2 separate regions of the Homo sapiens genome follow, and region 2 is linked to region 1. A link is an interaction called in ENCODE POLR2A ChIA-PET data of the cell type or tissue named here. Cell type or tissue: PC-9. All regions are shown on one strand. Links, peaks and the distances in the headings refer to the core of each region. The heading gives the core; the rest is flanking DNA.

What was found. ChIA-PET counts read pairs that join two places held together with the same protein. Peaks named below come from ENCODE experiments on the same cell type or tissue, not always from the same donor. Only the 100,000 strongest peaks of a DNase experiment are listed, where the experiment ranks them.
Region 2: POLR2A ChIA-PET joins it to region 1 with 15 read pairs; 2 of 35 experiments call an interaction of 5 or more read pairs at or near these places.

What each region holds. Positions count from the first base shown.
Region 1 is chr6:36,514,062-36,524,306 of GRCh38, reverse strand. It overlaps STK38 (serine/threonine kinase 38), which reads left to right. Exons shown (of 14, transcript NM_007271.4): 5 at 2,490-2,573; 6 at 6,467-6,590; 7 at 8,815-8,969. It also overlaps the pseudogene RN7SL748P. Among named protein-coding and RNA genes, the nearest start is that of STK38, 28 kb to the left of the region's middle. In PC-9, for the core only: no CTCF peak of the experiment used is centred there; no DNase peak of the experiment used is centred there.
Region 2 is chr6:36,640,238-36,650,482 of GRCh38, reverse strand. It overlaps LOC105375038 (a long non-coding RNA gene), which reads right to left. Exons shown (of 2, transcript XR_926759.3): 2 at 8,471-9,143. Among named protein-coding and RNA genes, the nearest start is that of MIR3925, 23 kb to the right of the region's middle. In PC-9, for the core only: no CTCF peak of the experiment used is centred there; DNase peaks (open chromatin) are centred at 5,732 and 7,262; H3K27ac peaks cover 943 bases.

The DNA of each region.
Region 1 (10,245 bases), core at 1,453-9,452:
ATTGCAAAACTTCAAAGCTTCTAACATACCATTAAGTCATGATTGTTGATATAACAAATATATGGAATTAAATGAGTCAGGCATGCCAGCCCCACATCCTAATTGCTTTGTCTGTCTGCTTTCTCTTTTTCTTCTCTCCGCAGTCCCAGATCTCTGTTCTCTGTTTTGCCAGAGATGGTGTTGGTGTTTAAATATTGACTTAGGGGGAGAGTTGAAAGGTAGAAGGAAATCAACATTTATTATTTACAGGCTGCTTTTTTCCCATAATCAGGACAGTAACCCATTTTATAGATGGTGAAATTAAGACTCTAAAGGTATATATAATGTCTCTTGTTATCACACAGCCATTGAGTACTGGGACCAAAAGTTGGGCTCTACTTCCTGAACTCAAAGAGCTTGCTTTTCCCAGTACTGCACTGCCTCTCGAGAAGGAAACTAATAGTGTATCTCCACCCTTTATTTCTCCCCACCAGATTGATACAGCTCTAAAAAGATGACCCTAGGAGGGAGGATTTACAGAAAGGAGTTATATAGGTAGTGGTGGAGAGTTGAAAGCATTTGCGACTTTGTCCCCGCAATTCTTGGAAATGATCCTGCTTGGGCACAAGAGCAATCTGTTGGGGAGAGCTTGAAAGAGCCCATGCAAGGTCATTCCTGTTAATGAAAAATGCCCAAACTGGATGACCTACTGACGCAATAATTGCAAGTATAAAAGGAGCAGTATATTATTAAAACCTGGTACCCCGGGGCCAGGCACGGTGGCTCACTCCTGTAATCTCAGCACTTTGGGAGGCCAAGGCGGGCGGATCACAAGGTCAGGAGTTCGAGACCAGCCTGACAACATGGTGAAACCTTGTCTCTACTAAAAATAGAAAAATTAGCCGGGTGTGGTGGCACGTGCCTGTAATCCCAGCTACTCAGGAGGCTGAGGCAGGAGAATTGCTTGAACCCAGGAGGCAGAGGTTGCAGTGAGCCGAGATTGCACCATTGCACTCCAGCCTGGGTGACAGAGCAAGACTCCATCTCAAAAAAAAAAAAAAACAAAAAACCTGGTACCCCGGGGAAATGTGAATAGTATTCAGAGGCACAGGTGATAGATTGATCCCTCAGTGTTCAGAATTCCTATTGGCTTCTTGAAAGAGGGAAAAGTATAGTACCACCTCTGAAAGAGCTTTCTGTTTGGCAAGGAAGGGTTGTGGTACTCAATTAGGAAAAACATGAAGAAAGGTTCAGGGAGAAGAAAACCTACTTATTTTGGGAGAAGAGGGGAGGACATGCAGGAACTTGCAGTGAAATTTTTCTTTTGGTTGTAAATTTTCTTCATAAAATTATCTGTTTTCTTTAAGAACATTGGAAAACATAAAAGAGAAGGAAAACTACATAAAACACAATTTCCCTAATTACACATTTTGAATTTTCTTCTTCTTCTTTTTTTTTTTTTTTTTTTTTTTGAGACAGAGTCTTGCTCTGTTGCCCAGGCTGGAGTGCAATGGCTTGATCTTGGCTCACTGCAACCTCCGCCTCTCGGGTTCAAGTGATTCTACTGCCTTAGCCTCCCGAATAACTGGGATTACAGGCACCTGCCACCACACCCAGCTAATTTTCGTATTTTTAGTAGACGGGGTTTCACCAGGTTGGCCAGGCTGGTCTCGAACTCCTGGACCTCAGGTGATCCACCTGCTTCGGCCTTCCAAAGTGCTGAGATTATAGGTGTGAGCTACCGCGCCTGGCCTGAATTTTTTGTTTTTCTTTCCAGACGTTTTTCCTAAGCATGAAGTTTTACTTTGTTATTATTATTATGATTAAGTGACAAGGTTTCACTGTGTTGCCCAGGCTGGAGTGCAGTGGCTGTTTACAGGCACGATCTCACTACTGATTGGCATGGGAGTTTTGACCTGCTCCATTTCTGAACTGGGCCTGTTTGCCCTTCCTTAGGCAACCTGGTGGGCCCCCCCTCTGCCACCCTGCTCCTGGGAGGTCACCATATTATGCTGAACTTAGTTCAGACACCTGATCAGCATAATGCACCATAGCTCATAACTCCTGAGCTCAAGCGATCCTCCTACCTCAACCTCCCAAATAGCTGGGACTACAGGTATACACCACCATGCACAGCTACTTTTGTTTTAATTAAACATCATTGTAATCATTTACTTAGATTTTCTGAGCTGACTGGATGACATGTGTCAGAGGTGTAACGAGTCCTTAAATTTGAAATTGAAGGTTTTAAATTAGATTGGCTTGTTCAACTAAGGAACCAAAGCTGTTCAGATGTAGAGGTATTTGAGGATGTTTCCAGCATCGACTTTACTGTGTGTAATGTATTCATTTTGGAACACTGAAAAGCATTTTCTTCTGCTTTGTTATTACTAGTTGCTCATGTTAAAATTGTAATACTTTTTCAGTTAATTATTGCATCCTATAACACATGAAAGCATTAGGTTGGTAGTACGAGTTTTTGACTTGGCATTTCTTTTATAACTTTTTAGGTACGGCTTGTTCAGAAGAAAGATACGGGACATGTGTATGCAATGAAAATACTCCGTAAAGCAGATATGCTTGAAAAAGAGCAGGTAAAGCACAGTTGTAGCAGTGCTTTTAGCTTATTAATTTTTGTCTCCTAAAACTTTTCTTTTTGTTTAATTGAAATATATATTTTTATTACAGTTTTCTTTAGCTCTGTCATGTATGACTATATATATAATACTACCTTTTTCCCCCTACAAAGAAGCAGTTCATATTTAAAATCACAAATAATGCCTGTAGGTTATATGCAATCTTTTAAAAATTGAAAATCTGTTCCAAAAGCAGCTCTTACTTGTGTCTTCCAATTGATCACAAGATGTCCTTATTGTGAGAGCCTTTTTTTTTTGAGGTCGTACGTGGTGTGGTAGTGTGTTTCTTACCAAATGCTGAGAAATAGAAATTGTATATATATCTCATAACTAAGGACTAGGAATTAGAATTTGGAATTTATAATCTAAAATGTGTCTTTATATGCTTCATTCTGTTTACCTAAACCAAAGTTGAGTCTTCTAGGTAGCTCATCGGTACCTGAAAAAGACCAGCCTTCTAATTTCTGAATGAATTTGAAAAATACAATGCAAATGACAGAACAATGCAAATTCTCCTTTAATGATAAAGGATACTTTCTAAAACCAAAACCTGGTTTGCAAATCAATTTATAAAGTGCCTTATGCAAAATAAATAAGGTTTTAAATATTGGAAAGTATATTTTAAAAAGCAAGAATAGACTTTCTATAAATCTAGTTTAATGTAGCTGGTTGCTTAAGAAAAGATTGCAGTGGGTGATGACCGCAAATGTCCTGTAAAAGATTTGATGTTATAGGAACATGGAGACCCTGTGACAAGGAGAACTCCTAATTTAGGGCCAAAGAGGGGGGATGGAGATTGGCCCCACATCCAATCCTTTCTACCTCTTGAGAGGAGATATAATCACTGGTCTTCCCTGTCTTCATTTAAATGCCACCCCAAAATTTGGAATTTTTATTTTCTCTCAAATTTTCATGTGTTACCGAGAAGCTTTAGACTCCCAGGAATTTCAGTTGGGAGTATCAAATACCTGGGCGGTAAGTCTTGAGACACTATAGTTTATGCTAACGCCAACCTTTTTCAAAATTCATAGTAGGCCGGCCTACTTACATACTATCTACAAATTAGTGTGTGGTATGGGTGTGTAGGCACTGAAAAAGTTTCAGTTAATCTTGAGAAGGAAAATATAAAGCTTCTGCATTAATTAGTATGTTTGCATCTCATGAGTAAGTTTTGTTTTTGCAAGGTATGTTTCCTACAGTTTTAACCAAGGCTTAAGACCTCTTTTTATTAAATATTAACTGTCAGAGTAATACTGCAAAACAAAGTACATATGATTTTCAGTTAGTAATTTTATGTATACCAGGTGCCCCGCATGGTTTCTAACAGAGGATGATCCAGACATAATGTGTAAAAAGCCTTTTCGCAAATATTGTGCCTTCAAAATCACTTTCTAAAACTTTCCTAAATGAAAGTAAAGAAACTATTAGAATTAACATTTTAAATGATGCATTAACTTATGGATTAAATGGTACATTAACTTAAATTGTTTAGCTCACCTTAGCTGAGAACTCAACTCCTCAACTTAACAGATCTCATTATGAGCCAGTTAAAGTCTCTGGCCACAGACTCTACCTGGCTTAGCCATCTTGAAGAAGCATGCATTGGTTTTGTGCTAGATAAAAGATGGAAGTAGACCAGTGCAAATTCATCACCATTTTGGGGTAGGGCTGACAAAGTAGAGGTACAGAGGCAAAATTGTTTTTTTGTTTGCTTTTACTAAATAAACTGGGTAGGAATTAAAGCTACCCACTGAGAGTTCAGGTTATTTTTCTGCTCCACGTGGTGGAAATTTTTGCTACCTGGAAAAATTTAAAGGGTAAGACATGACATCTAACTAGCTTCTGATGTTTCTCTTCCAGTGCAAAAGGAAAACCTTCAGTTGTGATGCCAGTATACAGTTATTGATGGGACAAAAAACTGGCTTTTATTTCTGCTTTCTTAGGGCACAGGATAGCAACTAGCACCCCCCACCTTATTAAATATTTATGGAATAGGGGAAAGAGAACCTTTTTGTATAAATTGCACCTCAGACTCTTCCCTCCCTTAATCTATATTCAGCCAACTCCACTTTCAAACCATGAGGTTTCTTGCTACTGTTTCAGCCTCAAGAGAAAGGCAAGGTGTGCTCATGGTAGCTTTCCCCTTGACAAACAGGAAATGTTATGGGCACCATTGTGTCCTCCAGGGTGAGTGACAAGTGGTAATTGTAGTGCCTCTCCTTTTCTCTGGCTCCCTGCAGTAGGTAGGGAGCTTAATGGGAGCCAGGGGAGACAGGCAGATGAAGGCTGCCTTCTACTGTATTAATGTCTTGTAGTGACTGGGTCCTAGCCATGGCTGTGGGGCAGCAAGCAATGTTACTGTTTCCCAAAAGCTTTGCTTCTGTATTAAGGTCAAGTAAAGGCAGATGCTTTACTTGGTTTCATTGTGTTTCATAGCACTGTTTCTTTTCACCCTTATTGTCCATTTTTTCCCACCCCAATACCATAAGTACAGATGTAAAGATGTAGGTTTTCTGTACAGTTGCAGCTTTTAAAAAAATTCCCCAAAGAATGATTTTAGTAGATACTGAAAACTCAAATACATAAAGTCAAATGCCTCTGGGCCTCCAAGAGTTAGCATAGAAGCCTGAAGCAAGTTAGATATAAGACCAGGGGAGAGGGTGTTGAAATGGAAGAGTAATGGAAGAGTGCCTTGTCTCCCTAAAGACATGTCAATAAAACAAGCATCATATCAAACATTGTATTAAACCAAACAACAGCCATGGACTAAATTTGCCAACAGCCATGGACTAAATTTGCCAATTTGTGAACCTTGGTACATGTTTTACTTCAGAACATGTTGTAAAAAGTCAAGACCTGTAGCATATGTTAAGACCAAAACCACTATTCAGGGATTGGACTGAGTCTTAATAAATTTAGATCTGAATCAACCCAATTTAGACCTTGTGACACTTAAAAAAGAGGGGAGGGGCCAGGCATGGTGGCACACACCTATAATCCTAGCTACTTAGGAGGCTGAGGCAGGAGGATCACTTTAGACCAGGAGTTTGAGGCTTCAGTGAGCTATGATCACGCCACTGCACTCTAGCCGGAGTGACAGAGCGAGACCCCATCTTGTTTTAAAAAAAGTGTGTGTGGGGGGGATTTGATAATATGCAGTGATGTTTGATTACTGTTCTGCATTTAAAGTAAATAAGGTAAATTTGATAATAAAGCATTGCTTTAACAAAATAATTCCGGTTCTCTGAAACTTTCTACAACTTGGTCCTTTATAGGTATTTCAGTAAAAGTATAAAATTGGAAATGTCATTAATTTGAATCTACAACTTTTCATAGGTGTTCTTGTATTTCAATTCAGTAAGGATTGATTGAGCACATAGCAGTGAACTAAATGCTGTGGTATCATAGCATTCTAGAATTTGTCAGTGAGCTCACTGTTGTTGCAGATACTAGTGCAGACCCGAGGAAGAACTTGGAAGAGAGTCTCACTTTGGGGACTTATTTTTATCATAAAAGATTATTAGACAAAACTCTATGCAAAAGAGTAGTAATTTTAACTAATCAGAGATTCAGTTTATAGCAGTGTTAAAGTTGCTATTTGCATTAAAGCCATTCATTTTGCCATTTTTTAAAGCCTTTCATCACTCAAGTTTTCATCACTGAATACCTTGAAGTCAAATGTTGTCAATTTTGAGTTAGTAGGTTTGCCTAAGCAGAAATTGGATCTTTTATATCATCACGATTAAATACTCAAAACAGTATTTAAGCACAGTATTTAAATTGTTTAAGCAAATATACAATCTAATAAAGCAGAGCAAGCTTTGTCATTAATCAAATGCATATACCTCCAGGTTGGCCACATTCGTGCGGAGCGTGACATTCTAGTGGAGGCAGACAGTTTGTGGGTTGTGAAAATGTTCTATAGTTTTCAGGATAAGCTAAACCTCTACCTAATCATGGAGTTCCTGCCTGGAGGTAATTACTTGACGATGAAAGGTCATTTTTTCTTTTTGTTCTGTGGTTTCTTTCTCTCACATCACGATTAACCCTCCTTTCTACTTTTAAATGTGCTCACAAAGTTGCTTTCTATATCCTTTTTTAGGTCTATAAAGGAAGTCAGTAACCTGTCTTGTGCTGGGGTGCCTTTCTACAATCTTAGTACCATAAAAGTAACCTGTTAATTCATTTACATGATTTCAGATGGACATTTCTTTCTTTTCTTCTTCTTTTTAAAATATATAGGAATAAATTAGGGTGCTCTGCCTGCTCTCCTGTCAATGGGAATCATATATGATCAATAACCCAAGTGACAACATTGAAGCTATAACATCCTTTGCTCCAAATTTTTGTTTCTTTTTGTATAACATATTAATAAGGAGTGAATTTTTTGTTACCCATATTAGTAGCCAGAAAAAATTTCTCATTTCTGAAATTTTAAGTTTTATGTAACTCAGCATGAGCATCTCCTAAGACAGCTCCAAAGTAAACCCAGAACAGAACATGCCATCTGTTCTGAGGAAAGCAGTCTGTTTGTCAGTGAGCAGATGAACTCTGAGCAAACTCTGGTGGGAAAAAAAAAGAGAGAGAACTTTTTTCTTTTTTGTTCCTATAATTGTGGCATAATATTTTGATTTTGTGACAACCCTTAGATTTAGGGTCATCAATACTTTTTAATAAAGAAACACATTTAATAAAAAATAAACAGTTGATTAATGTTAGAAAAGAGTCTGGTAGAATGAGGAGAAACTTTTTTAACATTTAGATGCTAGTTCTTAAATAAGAGTAAGAGCCAACTTGGTTACCAGCTCCTAACGTGTCCTCAAGCCTCAACCTGTACCATCTTCCGTAGCTTCTCATGTCTCCTGGACCCTGCCCTTTGCACTTGGTGGAGCTGGCCTGCAGAGCCATAGAGCATCTGGCCTGAGCTCTCCAATCATCTGGGCAAACTTGCACAGGCGAGGCCCCATTGACTGCTCTCCTGAGCCACAGAACTAAGGCCGTATAGCTACCTTACTGGGGTAGCAGCCCAAGTGCACTGTCTCCATGTGTCTGGTGGGTCTCCAGATTGAAGGGCTGCCAGGAGTGATTAGGAAATCATATTTTTTAAGTATTGGACTGAAAAAGAGCACTTTAATAAATGGTTTAATTTTTGCCTGAGGGAAAAATAGCTACTTTTCTCCAATAATACAAAACATAATGTTCTAAATGAAATGAAACTGAAAAAGCAGCATGATGCTCTGTTAAAATCAGAGGTTTCTTTCTCTTTTCCTTGTTTTCTAACATAAGTGACTTTATGTGAGGTCTAAACTGAATCTTTACTGTTTCTCTTAGTTTTAAACTCCTTATACATATTTTCTTTGCATTTCTCACTGTTGAGTTAGGACCTGAATCTTTTTCTGCCATTTTATGTTGCTGGTATTAGAAATGATGAAATTTTGACTTTGCAGAAAACTAACGAGGTTACCTTTTAACTGCTAGAATACTGATACTGTGTTTTAAAAGTTACATAAAGGGTACTAGTGTCCATTTAAATACCTATAATAACGCACTAGAGAAAAAAAAGCACTGACCTTGAGAGGTGTTCATTGTACTCTTCCAGGAGGCAGTTATTGCACATTCTAGTGTATAGCATTTTCAGTTCATTTTTAGCTTTTGTTGACTAATGCTTTGCTACCCAAGTCCTTCCTTTTTATTTGTTTGTGTTCTGTGAATAGAAGTTGGAAAGCTTGTTTTCAGCCTGCCCGAGTGTTTACATTTTTATTTGGCATTTCAGCCTCTCTATAACAATACATAGATTGTATGTGGAAGTGCCATTTAGTTACAGATGCAGAAAAGCTTGCAGATACTTGTTCAGGCAAAGTGAAAAGTAAAGTAGCATTTTACCCCGAGTCCAAAAAATTATCCTAAGCAAATACAGTTGTTTTTTAAAGTGTGGGAGAAATTTTCTTTTTCTCTCAAAAGTAAAATAGAAATCACAGCTTAGTGGTCAACCTTAGCTAGCTTAGGTGTGAAAATCCCATTTCTTCCCATGTTGGCCATGTGGGTCTATCTCTGGCACACAGAAGAGGTCTGTTTAGCCGCCTTATTTTGGCAGATAGGGAAGACATATCTGAAAATTGGTACTCACTCGTATGTTGTGTGTGTGTGTGTGTGTGTGTGTGTGTGTGTGTGTGGTGGCTTTGTATCTTCTTGTTTCCAGGGGACATGATGACCTTGTTGATGAAAAAAGACACTCTGACAGAAGAGGAGACTCAGTTTTATATAGCAGAAACAGTATTAGCCATAGACTCTATTCACCAACTTGGATTCATCCACAGAGACATCAAACCAGACAACCTTCTTTTGGACAGCAAGGTATTGGGGGGGCATTGGCATGAACTATGCACGTTTACTGATCTGAGCAGCCTCTGCTTTAACACCTGCACCCCTGTGGTCATCCCAGTGGGCGAGCTGTGACCTGCCTTGTCATGATTTTCCTTTTTTTTTTAAACAGGTAAGTTTGCTGTCACTTCCTTTCTCTGAAAGGCTATGGTTCTGTAATTTGGTTGAACATTTCTCTTAAAAATAAAGGAAACTTGAAAATAAGAGCAAAATTGATGTAGAGGGCAATTTTGTAATAAAGCCAAAGATAGTCACCTTCTCTTAGCATATAATTAACTGTGTTACTAATACATCACCTATCTAGAGCCCTTCTGTTGGGCAACCTCATCAGTTAATGAGGAACCCAGCCAAGAAGCAGGAAATGCAGTAACAACAAGAACCTGTAACAAAGTCCAGGTTCCAAATCATGCTCTCTGCTTAAAGAAGAGTCCTGCCCAGCCTCTTTTTTTTTTTTTTTTTTTTGAGATGAAGTCTCACCCTGTTTGCCCAGGCTGGAGTGCAGTGGCGCGATCTTAGCTCACTGCAACCTCCGCCTCCTGGGTTCAAGCGATTCTCATTGCCTCAGCCTCCCAAGTAGCTGGGATTACAGGCATGCACCACCACGCCCCTGCCCAGCCTCTTAAATGGCCTGTTTATTTTTATTTTTAGACATGCAGATAAGCGTAGTTGCCTAGTTCCTAAACTTACAGCAAATTAGAAGATAATCCCTGTGCTGCCAACTAACTTGCTAGATAACCCTTGGCAAATCTCTTTACCACCTGGATCTCACTGTTCTTATCCGTAAAGTGAAAATACTGATCTAGGAAACCCCTAAAATCCCGTTCACCTCTAAAACTCTAGAATGTTGTTTTCTGTTAAGCAGACTTGTTGTCTTGACTGAATTTTTCTTGTAAGGTGAAAAGTAAATTTATTTTCTAGGGTATTTTTCTTCTTTGAAGTCTTTTGGTGACTTTTTTGCTTTGCTGTCCTTGAAAAACCTGAAGTTGTTTTTTTTTTTTTGAGACGGTCTCATTCTGTCATCCAGGTTGAAGTGCAGTGGCACAGTTATAGCTCACTGCAATCTAATTCTTGGGTTCAAGGGATCCTCTTGCCTCAGCCTCCTGAGTAGTTGGGACTATAGGTGCATACCACTGTACCTTTTTTTTTTTTTTTTTTTGAGACGGAGTCTCGCTCTGTCGCCCAGGCTGGAGTGCACTAGGGCAGTCTCGGCTCACTGCAAGCTCTGCCTCCCGGGTTCACACCATTCTCC
Region 2 (10,245 bases), core at 1,390-9,389, 130 kb before region 1:
CGCGCCCAGCAGGGAATGAATATTTTAAACCAGTGCCCCAGTTGCTGCTTCTGGTCAGAGAAGCCTAGGAAGAGACAAAGTGTCTTAGGCAGAGACAAAGGGTCGGCTCCTCAGGTCCCAGTGTGTTGTAGGGGAAGAAGGGAAAGGGGCAGGGAAGCGGTAGGTTCCATGTGTGACCCCTCTCCAAGGTGGCATGGAGACAAGCGGGTAGGGAAGGGAGAAATGTCCCTATTCATGTGGTGACTGAGTGTTTACCCGTTAGATACACTTCAAATGGGAGTAGACCAAGGCACCTACTTGGCAAATTGTCCCCTTCCCTTCCCAGCTCCAACACCCCGAAGTGGGACTCGTGGGAGAGATTGAATCAGTAACAGGAAGAAAGAGAGAATATCTTCTTTGTGCATCTGAGCGTCCTGTGGGTAAATTGCTCTTGTTATGTCACTTCATCAACATAAAAATGTTGCATCATCATTGTCACCAAAAAGTCTTCATCCAAGAGTGCCTCCAGCTCTGGGGTCACTCAGGAGCTAAGCCAGGTGTGTGCCCCTTTTGGTTCAGGAAGCTGCCCCTTTGCCCTCAGGCAGGAACCAGGAAGCACGGTCTTCCAATCTGGCTGGGAAACAGTGTGGGCGCAGGAAGCTGGGGATTAAATCTCCCCCAAGGGATCACACAGCCACCAAATTAAAGGGTGAGCCCACGCAGATGGAATTTGAAATTCCCAGGTCAGTGTGCTTCCCTGGCCTCGCCACTCTGGGTTTCCCCTCTGACCACACTTCTCCTGGGCTAAGCCTGAACAGTGCGTGTCTCTGGAGCTCTGCACACTTTCAGGGTGGGATTGCCTTTTGTTTTGTTTTTCTAGTCACTTCTTTCTCTGCCCTAAAATGGAGGAAGAACTCTGAAATTCTGGACACTTATTCTTTTGATTATTAATTGTGGAAATAATAATCATAATAAACTCAGATTTGAGCCATCGTTTATACTTTTTTCAGTTTTTAAAAACTGTGGTAAAAGACACATAAGACTTACCATTTTAACCATTTTAAAGTGTACAATTCATACAGAGAAAACAAACACAACAAAAAAGTGTACAATCCAGTGGCATTTAGTATATTCACAGTGGCTTGCAATCATCTCCACTGTCTAGTTTCTGAATATTTTCATTGCTTCAAAAGGAAATCCTGTACCCATTAAGCAGTCACTCTCCATTCCTCCCTCCTCCCAGCCCCTGGCAACCACAAATCTGCTTTCTGCCTCTATGGATTTGTCTATTCTGAGTATTTCATATAAATGGAAGCATACGTATGTGGTCTTTTGTGTCCGGCTTCTTTCTCTTAGTGTAACGTTTTCAAGGTCCATCCATGTTGTAGCATATATCAGGACTGCATTCCTTTTTATGGCTTTTTATAATATTCTGTTGTACGGATATACCACATTTTATTTATCCATTCATCATTTGACATCCTTTACACTTTTTTGTTGTTGTTGTTGAGGTGGAGTTTTGCTTTTATTGCCCAGGCTGGAGTGCAGTGTCATGATCTCGGCTTACTGCAATCTCTGCCTCGCAGGTTCAAGCAATTCTCCTGCCTCAGTCTCCCAAGTAGCTGGGACTACAAGCACCCGCCACCACACCCAGCTAATTTTTGTATTTTTGGTAGAGCCGGGGTTTCACCATGTTGGCCAGTATGGTCTCGAACCCCCGACCTCAGTTGATCCGCCCGCCTCGGCCCCTTTACACTTTTAAAGTGCTTCATGGCCAGGTGTGGTGGCTCATGCCTGTAATCCTAGCACTTTGGGAGGCTGAGGCAGGCAGATCACTTGAGGTCAGGAGTTTGATGCCAGCCTGGCCAATATGGTGAAACCCATCTCTACTAAAAATACAAAAAAAAAAAAAAATTAGTTGGGTGTGTGGCAAACACCTGTAATCCCAGCTACTTGGGAGGCTGAGGCAGAAGAGTTGCTTGAACCCGGGAGGCAGAGGTCGCAGTGAGCCGAGATCGCACCACTGCACTCCAGCCTGGGCAACAGAGTGAGACTGTCTCAAAAAAAAAAAAACAAAAGGGTGCTTCTACGTACACTGCATCACCTCATCGTCACAAAAACTCTGTGAGGTGGAAAGAGCAGATATGATTCATTATTATTATGATTCTCTGCATTTTACAGATTGAGGAGACTGAGGCTTACAAGGTGAAATGATTTTTCCAACATCTCACAGCTGGTTAATGGCAGATCCAGACCCAGAATCCAGGTCTCTTGAGTTTGAATGAGCAAAACCACTGGGCAGTTTGCTTTGTAATCATTAGTGGTGTTTTCTCACCAAGAAGATTCTGGGTGGACATGTGCTCACAGTGGCAAGGCAGGTGGGGACCAATGAGGCTTTGACCCTTGGACAGGCCTAATTTTGTCCATTGGTAAAGTTGGCCACTTCCTACAGGGCTTGGTCTTGCAGCCTCTGCTCAGACCTCCTTGAGGATGCCCCTTGCCCTAGGATGCCATAGAAGGCTGGCGCTCAAGTTGGGCAGCAACTGGGGCCTCCTATCTTTGTACTCCCCCAGCACCAAGCCTGGCAACTGGGGCTCCATAAAGTATTTGCTAAGACATTTTAAAGGTTTAAGGGTGCTCTGATATTTTGCATTCTTTCCCCCAGCAACATGTTACTGGTAGCAATTTCCTATCACCCAAGTAACTCCTGAGCCTCCTTACTTGGAGTGAATAACAAGCAATTAGGAGCTGTAACTCTTTAACACAAATCAGCAGGACTTTGGGGAGTGGAATCCTGCTCTGCAACAGTAAGGGTTTTGTTCCTGCTAAAATAACAACAAAACCACCTAATGAAAAGTTTGGAAAACTGAACAAAGCAACAAAAATAACCATAATCTTACTACCCTAACACAACTGTTGTTTTCAAGAATTCCCTTTACTAATTCGCTCCCTTTCTTTCTCCCTCCCTTCCTTTTTCCCTCTCTTGAGTCCTTCTGTCCGTCCATGATGAAAGTAGCACGAAATCACTGCCATATTCTGAAAATCACCTATTATCTGATACCCAGAGTCAGTCACTGGGAACATCTTGCACATTTCCTTCCAGTCTTTTTCAATACCTTGTTTAATAATTGAGATAATGCAGGCGGGGCACGGTGGCTCACGCCTGTAATCCCAGCACTTTGGGAGGCTGAGGTGGGTGGATCACGAGATCAGGAGTTTGAGACCAGCCTGGCCAGCACGGTGAAACCCCATCTCTACAAAAAAATACAAAAAATTAGCCCAACATGGTGGCTTGTGCCTGTAATCCCAGCTACTCGGGAGGCTGAGGCAGGAGAATTGCTTGAACCCGGGAGGCGAAGGTTGCAGTGAGCTGAGATTGAGCCACTGTACTCCAGCCTGGGCAACAAAGCGAGACTCCATCTCAAAAAAAAATAATAATAATTGAGATTATGCAGAATGGACAATTCTCTTAGTGTTTCCTATGTCACTAGTTTTTTCTAATAATGAAAACAACATATGTATATTATTGAAATCTATGGAAAAAATTACAAGAAAGAAAGAAAGTTTCCCTAGAATGTTTCTTCTACCAACAGAAATCTTAACATGCATTTATTATATATGGTTGTAATCCTACTGAATATATAGTACATCATTTTTTAATCCATTTCCAACTTATAAGCATTTTTCCATATTGCCTCAGAGTCTTTATAATTTTTTATTTGTAATAGATAACACATTTACATAACACAATATTCAAAAGATTCAAATGCGATTCAGTGGAAAGATTTCTTTCCACCCCATTCTCCCACTAGCCTATTTTTCATCCCTAAATTGCCCACTGTTGCCTGTTTCTTGTATGTCCTCCATGAAAGTTTTTTTATGCTTTATCTAAACAAATGCAGGTATATTTAAGTGTATTCCTTCCTCATCTCCCCACCTTTTTTTTTTTTTTTTTGGGACAGAGTCTTGCTCTGTAGCCCAGGCTGGAGTGCAGTGGCACGATCTCGGCTGACTGCAACTTCCGCCTCCCGGGTTCAAGCGATTCTCTTGCCTCAGCCTCCTGAGTAGCTGGGACTACAGGTGCGTGCCACAATGCCCGGCTAATTTTTTTATTTTTAGTAGAGACAGGGTTTCACCATGCTGGCCAGGCTGGTCTCAAAATCCTAACTTTGTGATCCACCCACCTCAGCCTCCCAAAGTGCTGGGATTACAGGTGTGAGCCAGCGCACCCAGCCCATCTCCCCATTTTTTACACAAAGAATAATGAGCTATATACACTGTCCTCACCTTCTCCTTTTTAAAATTTGTTTGAGCTGGGGTCTCCCTATGTTGCCCAGGATAGTTTCAAACTCCTGGTCTCAAGCAAGCTTCCCATCTCAGTCTTCCAGGTAGCTGGGACTACAGGTGCAGGCCATTGTGCCTGGCTTTACCTTCCTTTTAAACTCTTAAACTTAAAAGTGTATCTTGAATGTCTTCCTATTTATGCTCAAGACAGCTTTCTTATTTTTTTTTACAATAGTATTGGAGTCTGCTCTATATAGATAGGTATACCATGATTTATTAAAGTAGGCCCCATAGATGAACATTTAAGGTATTTCCAATTTTTTTTTTTTTTAAGAAACAGGGTCTCACTCTGTACCCAGGCTCAAGTGTGGTGGCACAATCATCACTCACTGCAGCCTCCAACTCTTGGGTTCAAACAATCCTCTCACCTCAGCCTCCTGAGTAGCTAGGACTACAGGCATACACCACTACACCCAGCTAATTTTAAAAATTTTTTTGTGGAGACAGGGTTTATGTTGCTCAGGCTACATTATTTCCAATCTGATGCAAACAATACTACAGTGACTACCATTGCGTGTGTATCAGTTCACATGTGTGAGCATCCATCTGTCAAATAAATTCCTAAAAGTGGAATTGCTGGGTCAGAAAGTGCACGCATTTATAATTTTGATAGACATGGCCAAATTGTCCTCTGTCGGAGAGCAGTACATACTTTTTAACCCAGCATCTAGCCTTAAGTATTTTCTCCATCTTTTGTTGTCCATAAATAACAAAGTTAGGACTTAGCTTCAGGCATAAACCACTTCCTCTATTTGTCCACTCAAATGTAATCTGCAATATGTCAAAGGCCTCTTAGGTGACAAACACTTGCTGGGTGCTGAGAAACAAAGATGCACAAGACACAGGTGCTGTCCTTGGAAGTGAGTCTGGATGCTGGGGGTAGGGGAGGCGAGAAGGAAGGGATGTGTAAGAAGAGTTCCTGCTGCTGTCCATCAGGCCCTAAATACCTGCGGAAGAAATGACCTCCTTATCCCAGCACCCAGCAAAGCAGGGCATGGATCAGATGCCCAGTACACACTGAACGGGTGAAAGATTGAATCATTGAACGTCTGGTGTGGAGGAAAGAGGGAAAGTCAGCAGATTGGAGCATCCCCCAAGAGTCTCGCTCTGTCGCCCAGGCTGGAGTGCAGTGATGCAATCACAGCTCACTGCAGCCCTGACCTCCTGGGCTCAAGCAATCCTCCCATCTCAGCTTCCTCAGCAGCTGCGACTACAGGCACATACCACCATGCCTAGCTAATTTTTGTATTTTTTGTAGAGATGGGATCTCATCATGTTGGCCAGGCTGATCTCAAACTCCTGGGCTCAAGTGATCCTCCCAACTTGGCCTCCCACAGTGTTGGGATTACAGGCATGAGTGACTTTTCTTGAGAATCAATTTCAACATACGAAATTCTGAGTCAGAGGAGCTAAATGTCTTCTGGCTTCCTGACTCACAAGGATCAGTTTGGGACTGGGCGCGGTGGCTCACTCCTGTAATCCCAGCACTTTAGGAGGCCAAGGTAGGCAGATCAGGATTTCAAGACCAGCCTGACCAACGTGGTGAAACCCCGTCTCTAGAAAACACAAAAATTAGCTGGGCATGATGGCAGATGCCTATAATCCCAGCTAGTCGGCAGACTGAGGTGGGAGAATTGCTTCAACCCGGGAGGCAGAGGTTGCAGTAAGCCGAAATCATGCCATTGCACTCCAGCCTGGATGACAGAGCGAGACTCCATCTCAAAAAAAAATCAGAAATTAATTAATTAAAAATCAGTTTGATTGGTGAGGAGGTGTGAAGGTCAGGAATGATCTAGAGGCAGATCTGAGTGAGTGGAGTTTGGGAGGTCCTCTGATTAACCCTGGACAATGGGCATCTCCACCAAATAAGCCAGACGACCTCTGAGTTGAGACAGAGGTGAAGAAGGGAGGATACTAGTGAGAGCTGCCCAAGAGAAGTTCCCCATTTCCCCACTCTGGGGTGGAATGCAGCTGCTGTGTGGGGAACAACCATTCTCCCTGCCCGCTGCAAACTAGAGCACACCCTTTGCAGTCCAGAGTCCGCACCCTCCTAGTGCAGGCTATGGAAAGGATGCCCATCCCCTGCCCCACCAATGAGATTCCAAGCCCCGGAAATTGATCTGACAGTTTGGAAACTCCAGCTGCATCCCCAGGAATGCAGGTACCCATTTCTCTATTTGGAGAAGGAAACCAGCGTAGTTTCAGCTCCTCTGGTTCATGCCCTAGAATTTTAGAAAGAACAGTAAAATATATAATGCTTACAAAAAAAATCAAGAACCAATCAAATCCACCCCTGTTTTACAGATGAAGAAACTGAGTCCCAGAGAGGTGAAGTGGGCTGCCTGAGGTCACACAGAGGGTAAAAGGCTGAGCAAGATCTGGAAACAGGGCTCCTGGCTGTGTACCCAGTGCTCTCTGCTCTGAACGAGGGGGTGGGGGAGGGGATGGTGACCTAGACGTGGCTCTGGGAAACCAGAGAGAAGAGAACTGTGCCAGAGCTGGAGGCAGGTTCAGAGCTGGGGTCGTGGGTAGGAATCATCTACCTACACCTGTCCCAGTTTCTGGATTGTAAGTCCTCCAGGAATTCCTGATATTCTACTTATGTCCAAGTTCCCTGCTTGGAAGCAGGTTTGCCAGCATGGGTTTCCAAGTGTTGTCAGCCCTGAGAAGGGAGGGACGGTGTGGAGAGAAGCAGGCTGCCGAGGCTGGGGTTGCTGGGCAACCAAGCCCAAGGACCACCTTGAGGGAGAGCTGTCCCAGCTCTGTGCTCCCCGTGGACCCAGCTCTGTGCTCCCCGTGGACCCAGCTCTGTGCTCCCCGTGGGCCCAGGGTGGCTTCTAGTAGTGACTCAGGGCTCATGGGCAGTGTTCCTGGGAACAGAGTAGGAAGGGGTGGCAGCCAGCCAGGATCTCCTGTTCCCTGGACAGAGGCTGGTGGATGACTCCTCCTCCTGATCTCTTAGGACTTTGACTCCCCTTTGGAAGCTGCTTTGAAAGTTTTCCAGAACTTGATTTTACCTGCATTAAACCCTTAGGAGAGTCTCACCTTGGAATTGAGCTTTTGAAATACTTTTCTGGGTACTCTTGACCCCCTGGCCTAGCCCCAGCCAGGGATTCCAAGGGGTGAGGGACATGTGTGTTCCTTTCTCCTGAGGTGGAAGAGCAAGAAAACAATTCCCCTCCTAGAGCAGACAGACTTGCATGAAATGGTGAAATAACAAACCACCTCTGACATCAGCAAGGGCCTTCAGGTTCTTCAGCTCCTGGTAATCCTCACAGCACTCCATGACAGATTTTTTAAATCCCTTCTACAGGTAGGGACATTGGGGCACAATGAGGGACATTGAGGCACAGGGACATTGAAGCACTTGCACAGGCAAGTCATGTCACTTGCCCCAGGACACAGAGAGGAAAGAACCCAAGGACAGGGCTCCATGGCTCTTTGCCTGGACAGAGTGACTTAGATCCATTTCAAGTCCTTGCCCTGGAGGCCCAGCCCTCACCCCCATAGACTCCAAGCCTCCCCAAGAGCTGACTAGCTTTATCTTTAAATTTTATTTTATTTTTTGAGACGGAATCTCGCTCTGTCGCCAGGCTGGAGTGCAGTGGCGCAATCTCGGCTCACTGCAACCTCTGACTCTCTGGTTCAAGCGATTTTCCTACCTCAGCCTCCTGAGTAGCTAGGATTACAGGTATGCACCACCATGCCCAGCTAATTTTTGTATTTTTAGTAGAGATGGGGTTTCACCATGTTAGCCAGGATGGTCACAATCTCCTGACCTGGTGATCTGCCCGCCTCGGCCTCCCAAAGTCCTGAGATTACAGGCATAAGCCACCGTGCCCAGCCCTGACTAGCTTTTTAACCACAAACTCACTCTGAAGGAAATTGGAAAACACTGGTAGGTCAGTGTTTTCAAAATTTTTGGGCTGAAACTCACAGTAAGAAATGCATTTAGGCCAGGTGCAGTGGCTCTCCCCTGTAATCCCAGCACTTTGGGAGGCTGAGGCAGGAGGATCACCGGAGCCCAGGAGTTCAAGACCAGCCTGGGCAACATAGCGAGACCCTGTCTCTATTTTTTTTTTTAAGAAATGTATTTAACACCACAATGCAGTAATCGGACACACAAACATAATCATAGCTCTTAGGATAATTTGTAATTATTCTGTTTATTTATAAATATGTAAAATCAAACAAAGTTGCATGAAGTAACACTTTTACTGCCTGAGAAACACGCTGGCATTTTCTATTATCTGCTCTTCTGTCTCATTATTTCCAAAAAGTACTCAAGTGGCTCCCTAAATTATTTCCATGACTTGAATTTTGAAAAGCACCCTGGGTGGATAGCAGCTTGGGTCCCCCTGACCCTTGTCAGCAGGTCGACAAAGCTGGCAGTGAGGACAAAGGTCTGATTCTGTGCACTTTGTGCCTGGCATTGAACTGCACCCTGTGGGGACACAGGAAAAGATACTCCTTCCTGGATGTCGCCCTCAAGTCATTTACAAGCAAATGAAACAAGGCCACACATAAAACAAAGCCAAAGCAAATTAAAGGCAGAAAGAATAGGTGCCTCTGAAGGACTGTATTATTTTGCCAGGACTGTCATTGCAAAATACCACAGGCTGGGTGGTTTCAACAATAGAAATTTATTTTCTAACAGTTCTGGAATCTGGGCATCTAAGACCGAGGTGCCAGCAAGGTTGGTTTCTCCTGAGGCTTCTGTCCCTGCTTGCAGACGGCTGTCCTCCTACTGCCTCCTCACACGGTCATCCCTCTGTGCACGTGCACCCCTGGGGTCTCCTTCCATGTCCACACTTCCTTTTCTTATAAAGACACCAGCCATATTGGATTAGGACCCACCCTAATGGCCTCATTTTACTTAATTACCTCTTTAAAGGTACTATCTCCAAATAGTCACATTCAAACGTACTGGGAGTTAAGACTTCAACATATGAATTTGGGGGACACAGTTTAGTGTCCTACTATGTGTGCAGTACATTAGCTCATGTGTTTTCACCCTAGCCTGGGTGCTGCAGGCCTTATTCCTTTTTTGGGGGTGGGGGGGGTTTCTTGAGACAGAGTTCCGCTCTGTTGCCCAGGCTGGAGTGCAATGGTGCGGTCTCGGCTCGCTGCAACATCTGCCTCCCAGGTTCAAGCAATTCTCTTGCCTCAGCCTCCCGAGTAGCTGGGATTACAGGTGCCCACCACCACACCCAGGTAATTTTTGTATTTTTAGTAGAGACAGGTTTTCACCATGTTAGCCAGGCTTGTCTTGAACTCCTGACCTCAGGCGGTCTGCCTGCCTCGGCCTCCCAAAGTGCTAGGATTACTAGTGTGAACCACCACACCCAGCCTTACTCCTATTTTAAAGATGAGGAGTCTAAGATAACGGTTTTGGAAAATAAAGAAAACAAAAAGGCCAGGCGCAGTGAGTGGCTCAGGCCTGTAATCCCAGCACTTTGGGAGGCCAAGGCGGGTGGATCACCAGGTCAAGAGATCGAGACAATCCTGGCCAACATGGTGAAACCCCGTTTCTACTAAAAATACAAAAATTAGCTGTGCGTGGTGGTGGGCGCCTGTAGTCCCACCTATTCGGGAGGCTGAGGCAGGATAATTGCTTGAACCCAGGAGGCAAAAGTTGCAGTGGGCCAAGATCACGCCACTGCGCTCCATCCTGGCGACAAAGCGAGACTCCATCTCAAAAAAAAAAAAAAAGAAAAAAAGAAACAAACAAACAGAAAAAAAAGGAAACTGGACGCAGTGGCTCATGCCTGTAATTCCACACTTTGGGAGGCTGACGTGGGCGGATCACCTGAGACCAGGAGTTCGAGACCAACCTGGCCAACATGGTGAAACTCCATCTGTACTAAAAATACAAAAAAAAAAAAAAAAATTAGTTGGGCATGGTGGTGCATGCCTGTAGTC